Linked DNA regions of Homo sapiens: region 2 is linked to region 1. Evidence: chromatin loops called from intact Hi-C (ENCODE). Cell type or tissue: endothelial cell of umbilical vein. All regions are shown on one strand. Links, peaks and the distances in the headings refer to the core of each region. The heading gives the core; the rest is flanking DNA.

Region 1 (2,926 bases), core at 1-2,500:
AGCATTGGATTAAGACTTTTTAAAAATTGGTAAAATATTTAAGTACAAAATAAGTAGCTTCCAGCGAGGTTTTTATACCATAGTAAGAGCACACAATAGATATTACTAGCACACATGGGTTATCTGGGAGCGCTATAGCTACAATAAACCTAATTATGGAACAGAAATTTGCATTCTGTTTCCAGTGCTACTACACTCCTACTTTCTCAAAAGTCTGCTCTATTAATATCAGCTCAGTGCAGTTTACTATGAATAGTTTATGTCTGTGATGCAAAGCATTAATTGTTCTCTTTTTACAAACATACATTTTTTTCATAAGGAAGACTGGGGGAAAACCCAGAAACATACAGAGAAAAGGAAAGCATCATCAAATATATGTTAAAAATTAAGATGATGTTTACTACTAGTCATCCTACAACAATTTAAAGTTTTCCTCAATTTATATTCATTTGATTTTACAGCAAAGATAAGCATACATGATTTTTATTTCCATTAAAAACTTAACTACTAATAATTACCCTCAACAAAGGAGTACTGAGTTAGAAAAATAATAGAATATGAACTAAAATGTTTTAAAAGCAGATGTAATAGAGATGAAAATTTGTCTTAATTATATTTGGTCACTTCTGTTGCTTAGTGGGAGAAGCCATGGCTGCCACCCAGTGGCAACATAAGTCTTTAAATGATTTTAAGATTTAAATAATATTTAAAACATTGATAAAAAAAATTCACAAGTTACACAACTTCAATTTTACCATCAGTAATTCTGGCGTATTAGATATCTATTTATAACAGCAAAGAATTAAAACATCCATATGCTTAGGCAGCATTAGGGAATTTGTTGAAAGTATCATACGACATCCTACTCAGTTATGTGGCTTTAGTATTTTTCAATTAAAATACTGATGGCTACTTTACTTAAATTTAAATCTCCAGAATAATAGGGGGACAAATTATGACCATAAAATACAACTGGTTTTCTTCTATAGCCTACAGAAGCAGATTGGCCTCTTATCCATACACCCAAATTCCTACTTGGTTAAAAAACAAATTAAAAAATTAAAAATAATATAATTTTCCCTAACCATGAGCACATTCTATTTTTTCCTCAGGTATACATCAGTTTTAGTGTCCCAATCAACAAAACTTAAAGCTGAAAAGAGGAAATGAAAATAGGTAATACCATTCCTGACAATTACTGATATTTAGTGAGGAGAAAAAAACAAGTATCTCACTGCTTCCTGTTTTTGCAAAACTTGGCCATAACTTATTTCCCACTGGCATAAATATAACATGTCCTAATACAAGATGCTCTAGAGGTAAAATAATACAAGTGGGATTAAAAAAATAAATAACACTAGAGCATCTATTTACAGTTTGAAAAGCTAAATATCTCAGAGACTGTTTTGTTTTCTTGAATAACCAGATGAGGGAGAAGCACTGGAAAAAAATTAAGTGATTTTTATTTCCAACAGTTGTAAATTAAAATTGTACAACATGTTTTCTAATCTATGTCTCATGTGTCTTGCTGTATGACTGAAGACAATGAATGTATTTTTAAAAATTATGGCAGACACAATATACTTGGTATTTACAATGGCCTGTGACAAATATAATACCTGGAAATAATTTCTAATTTTCCACTTATTATTGCTATTTAGTCACAGAAAAGATTAACACTCTCCAAGAAATTTTAGCATATGTCATATATAGATATAATAATTTTATATAATGAAAAACCATAACAGAACAGGGTGCCTTTACAAGGAAACAAAGGAAAGGCAATAAAGGATTTCTTCCATATAAAGATTCTGATATGCATTATTTGATTTTTGTTTACAAAATACAAAACTGTAATATTAGAAGCAAAGGGAAAACAGCAAAGAAAAAAACAATAAAACAGAAGGCCAAGGATAAGGAACTGTTCTATGCAGATGCACTGCATACATAGTATATATGTATGGGCTGAGTTATAATAAAAATACTTATTGTCAATTCTCATATAGATTTAGAAACAACAATTTCCAATCAAGCACGACTGGACCCAACATTTTCTCAGTCTTCAATTACATGACAAATTACAGCTACACAGCAGTCACTTCTGGTCAGCAGTATCATGATAAATGCTTGACAAGATATAATTTTTCTCCTTGTTCACTTGTAAAAATTGGTGCCTTTTTGTAATGTTCTACAAGTTCTTCCATGGTGCTGAATTTACGCTGCCCAATGCAGTAGACAGTCTCTTTTAGTTGGACTTTAAAATGCTTGTTTTTCCCTTGTGCTTTTAGTGATACTGAGAAATCATTTGGCTAAAAGAGAAAAAAAAGATACATATAGTAAACATTTTGAAAGCCCTCTATCAGTATTTTTATATTAAACTAAAAGCTAAAATCTAAGCACTTACTAAGTCCTAGGCACCATGGTAAATTATTTACATAGATTATCTCCTTTACTCTTCAAAACAAACCCTTTTTACACATGTGAAAACTGAGTCTCAAAGAAGCTATTAATAACTTGGCCAATATCATCCATCTAGTTAACAACAGAGCCAGGATTCAAACCTGCATAATCAAAAGTCTCTTAACACCCACGGCTCCAACAGCAGACACCCACAGCAAATCCTTTAGTTAAATATTTGAAGAACAAGAGCTATCTTCTCTCCAGTCAGAGAAACACATGAGAAAGTCTAAGATACCCACCCAACCCCTTTTCAATGTGTAGCTAACAGTAGCTGTCTTAGAGATAACATGCTGAATTCCCAAAAATGAAGAATACACAAATGAGAATTAATCTAAACTTTAAGGAGAGGCTACAAACTCAAATGCCTACAAGAGCCAAAAGAATAATGTAAATAAGTGTCAGAGTGGAAAGGTAGATGGGCAGAGGAAATGACAGTGTATCACCAATCTAAACAAGTGGTGACTTC
Region 2 (2,926 bases), core at 284-2,783, 190 kb after region 1:
AAACCCTGTCTCTACTAAACATACAAAAATTAGCTGGGTGTGGTTGTGTGCACCTGTAATGCTAGCTACTTGGGAGGCTGAGACAGGATAATCGCTTGAACCCGGGAGGCGGAGGTTGCAGTGAGCCAAGATCATGCCACTGCACTCCAGTTTGGGTAACACAGCAAGATTCCGACTTTAAAAAAAAAAAAAAAAGGATGATTCCTCAAAGTAGTCCAGGCCTCATACAGGTCTTTTGAAATAAGCCATAAAGTGGAATCCCAAGGACATCAAGAAACTTGGACTAAGAAAACGGTTGTTCTACTGGCACTTGAGTCTCTAAATAATAATAACTCTTAGCTCCTACCCACACTAGTTCCAGCCCTCTGCCTGTGAGTTTTTTTTTTTTTTTTTTTTGAGATGGAGTCTCGCTCTGTCACCCAGCCCGGAGTGCAGTGGCATGATCTCGGCTCACTGCAAGCTCCGCCTCCCGGGTTCACACCATTCTCCTGCCTCAGCCTCCCAAGTATTTGGGACTACAGGAGCCTGCCACCACGCCCAGCTAATTTTTTGTATTTTTAGTGGAGACGGGGTTTCACCGTGTTAGCCAGGACGGTCTCGATCTCCTGACCTTGTGATCCGCACCGCCTTGGCCTCTCAAAGTTCTGGGTAAGGATTACAGGCGTGAGCCACCGCGCCTGGCCAAAATTTCTTTTTAAAAAAATATCTGAGCAATTCCGATCCTCTGCTTTTTGAGAATAGAGTTTTGCCTATAACCAGGTTACTGATTCTGAAAGGGAAGGTATTCTGGATCCCTCTTACCATCTTATTACCAAGAACGGGGCAGAATTTATTGATTTAGTTATACATCTGTCTGTCTGCCTATCTGAGAAAGGGTCTTGCTGTGTCACCCAGGCTGGAGTGCAGTGGCATGATCATGGCTCACTTAAGTGATCCTCCCATCTCAGTCTCACAAGTAGCTGGGACTACAGGTGTGCGCCATCCTGCCCAGCTAATTTTTTATTTTTTATACAGATGGGGTCTCCCTATGTTGCCCAGATTGGTCTTGAACTTCTGGCCTCAAAAGATCTGACTGCCTCAACCTCCTAAAGTGCTGTGATTACAGGTGTGAGTCACTGGGCCTGGCTGCTTGCTCAGTTGTAGAAAGAATAGTGTTTTTAGGCTGGGCGCGGTGGCTCACGCCTGTAATTCAAGCACTTTGGGAGGCCGAGGCAGGCGGATCACCTAAGGTCAGGAGTTTGAGACCAGCCTGGCCAACATGGTGAAGCCCTGTCTCTACTAAAAATACAAAAATTAGCCGGGCATGGTGGCAGTCACCTGTAATCTCAGCTATTCGGGAGGCTGAAGCAGGAGAACTGCTTGAACCCAGGAGGCGGAGGTTGCAGTTTGCTGAGATCGCGCCATTGCACTCCAGCATGGGCAATAGAGTGAGACTCTGTCTCCAAAAAGAAAAAAAATTAAAAAAAAAAAGGAAAAATAATGGTTTAAATCCAGTAGGGAGGACACCATGGCATATTACTGCCACCAATTGGCAGCACACCTTAATTGCAAGAGTAGAAAAGAAGGGAAAATTATTTCTGATAATTGCAAAGGTCTACCAACGTAAGAAAGAACAAATGCCTTGTGACCAAGTGAAAAATGCAAAGGAATACTTGATTTGGGGGAGATTAAGATGAGACAGTGGTCATGATCCCTGAAACACAGGGTTTGTGGAGGTGGTAAAAATGAAGGGTGAGGAAGCTTGATCAGAAGACCTCTCTTTGCTCTAGATATCGAGCAGTTGCACTTGGAACTCTGAAAAAGGGGAAGGAAAGGGAAGAATGACGAATCAAATTTTACTTTTCTTTTTTTTTTTGAGACGGAGTCTCACTCTGTCAGCCAGGCTGGAATGCAGTGGCGCAATCTTGGCTCACTGCAATCTCTGCCTCATGGGTTTAACCGATTCTCTTGCCACCTGCCTCAGCCCCTCGAGTAGCTGGGATTACAGGTGTGCGCCACCACGCCCGGCTAATTTTTGTGTTTTAGTAGAGATGGGGTTTCACCATGTTGGCCAGGCTGGTCTCAAACTCCTGGCCTCAAGTGATCTGCCCACCTTGCCCTCCCAAAGTGCTGGGATTACAGGCATGAGCCACCGCGCCCGGCCCAAATTTTACTTTAAAAATCCTTTCTGTGTAAGAAATATCACCATTATCCTCACGCAAAAAAAGTTGATTTAATGTGTCTTACTCTAACTGTAAGGCCAATAGAATAACTGAAATCTTTTGTGTGCTAAAATTATCCAGAGAGAAAAAGACATAAGTCTGGCCCAAATTTTAAAGAAACTGTGCAATCTACACAATCAGAAACTCATTCTTTGGGTTATAAAGCAAAGTTCTTCATGTTATTGGTTAATAAATGTTAATTAGAACTAATGCATTTTCAGAAACACAATTTGGTATATTTGCAAGGAAAACAAGAAAAGCAATCTAAAGCTCCCAGTAAAACAACACTATATAAAAATCTTTTAAACTATTGCAACCCCTGTTCAATGTCTTCCCATTTCATAGGCTATAGAATGCATTTTTTTTTCTATTTATAACATTAAATATCTACTTTTGGACCAGGTTGGCTAAGAGATTGAGTTGAATTAAAGTTCTGATGGGCATGTGTCTGAAGAATTACATTATTTTTCATATCGTAGGGGTGAAGGGAAAACTTTTATATGTAATAACAAAGGGAAGTTTTCCCTCTGCTGAAGGTTTGCTGAAAAATTAACTGACGACAGTCACATTAGGCTGGGCGCAGTGGCTCACACCTGTAATCTCAGCATCTTGGGAGGCCAAGTTAGGGAGAATTGCTTGAGTCCAGGAGTTTGAGACCAGCATGGACAACACAGTGAGACCTCATCTCTACAAAGATTTTTTTTTTTTTTAGTTAGTGGGCATGG

Evidence for each region. Peaks named below come from ENCODE experiments on the same cell type or tissue, not always from the same donor. Only the 100,000 strongest peaks of a DNase experiment are listed, where the experiment ranks them.
Region 2: it touches region 1 in a loop (9-fold over the local background); 11 of 110 quality-filtered maps call a loop at or near these places.

What each region holds. Positions count from the first base shown.
Region 1 is chr3:136,947,642-136,950,567 of GRCh38, reverse strand. NCK1 (NCK adaptor protein 1) reads right to left here. Exons shown (of 4, transcript NM_001291999.2): 4 at 1-2,309. The coding sequence ends at 2,115. All of the region lies in intron 3 of IL20RB-AS1 (IL20RB antisense RNA 1), which reads left to right. Among named protein-coding and RNA genes, the nearest start is that of IL20RB, 8.9 kb to the left of the region's middle. In endothelial cell of umbilical vein, for the core only: no CTCF peak of the experiment used is centred there; DNase peaks (open chromatin) are centred at 667 and 1,257; H3K27ac peaks cover 255 bases.
Region 2 is chr3:136,757,278-136,760,203 of GRCh38, reverse strand. No RefSeq gene overlaps it. Among named protein-coding and RNA genes, the nearest start is that of STAG1-DT, 6.1 kb to the right of the region's middle. In endothelial cell of umbilical vein, for the core only: a CTCF peak has its summit at 1,529 (motif pointing left); no DNase peak of the experiment used is centred there.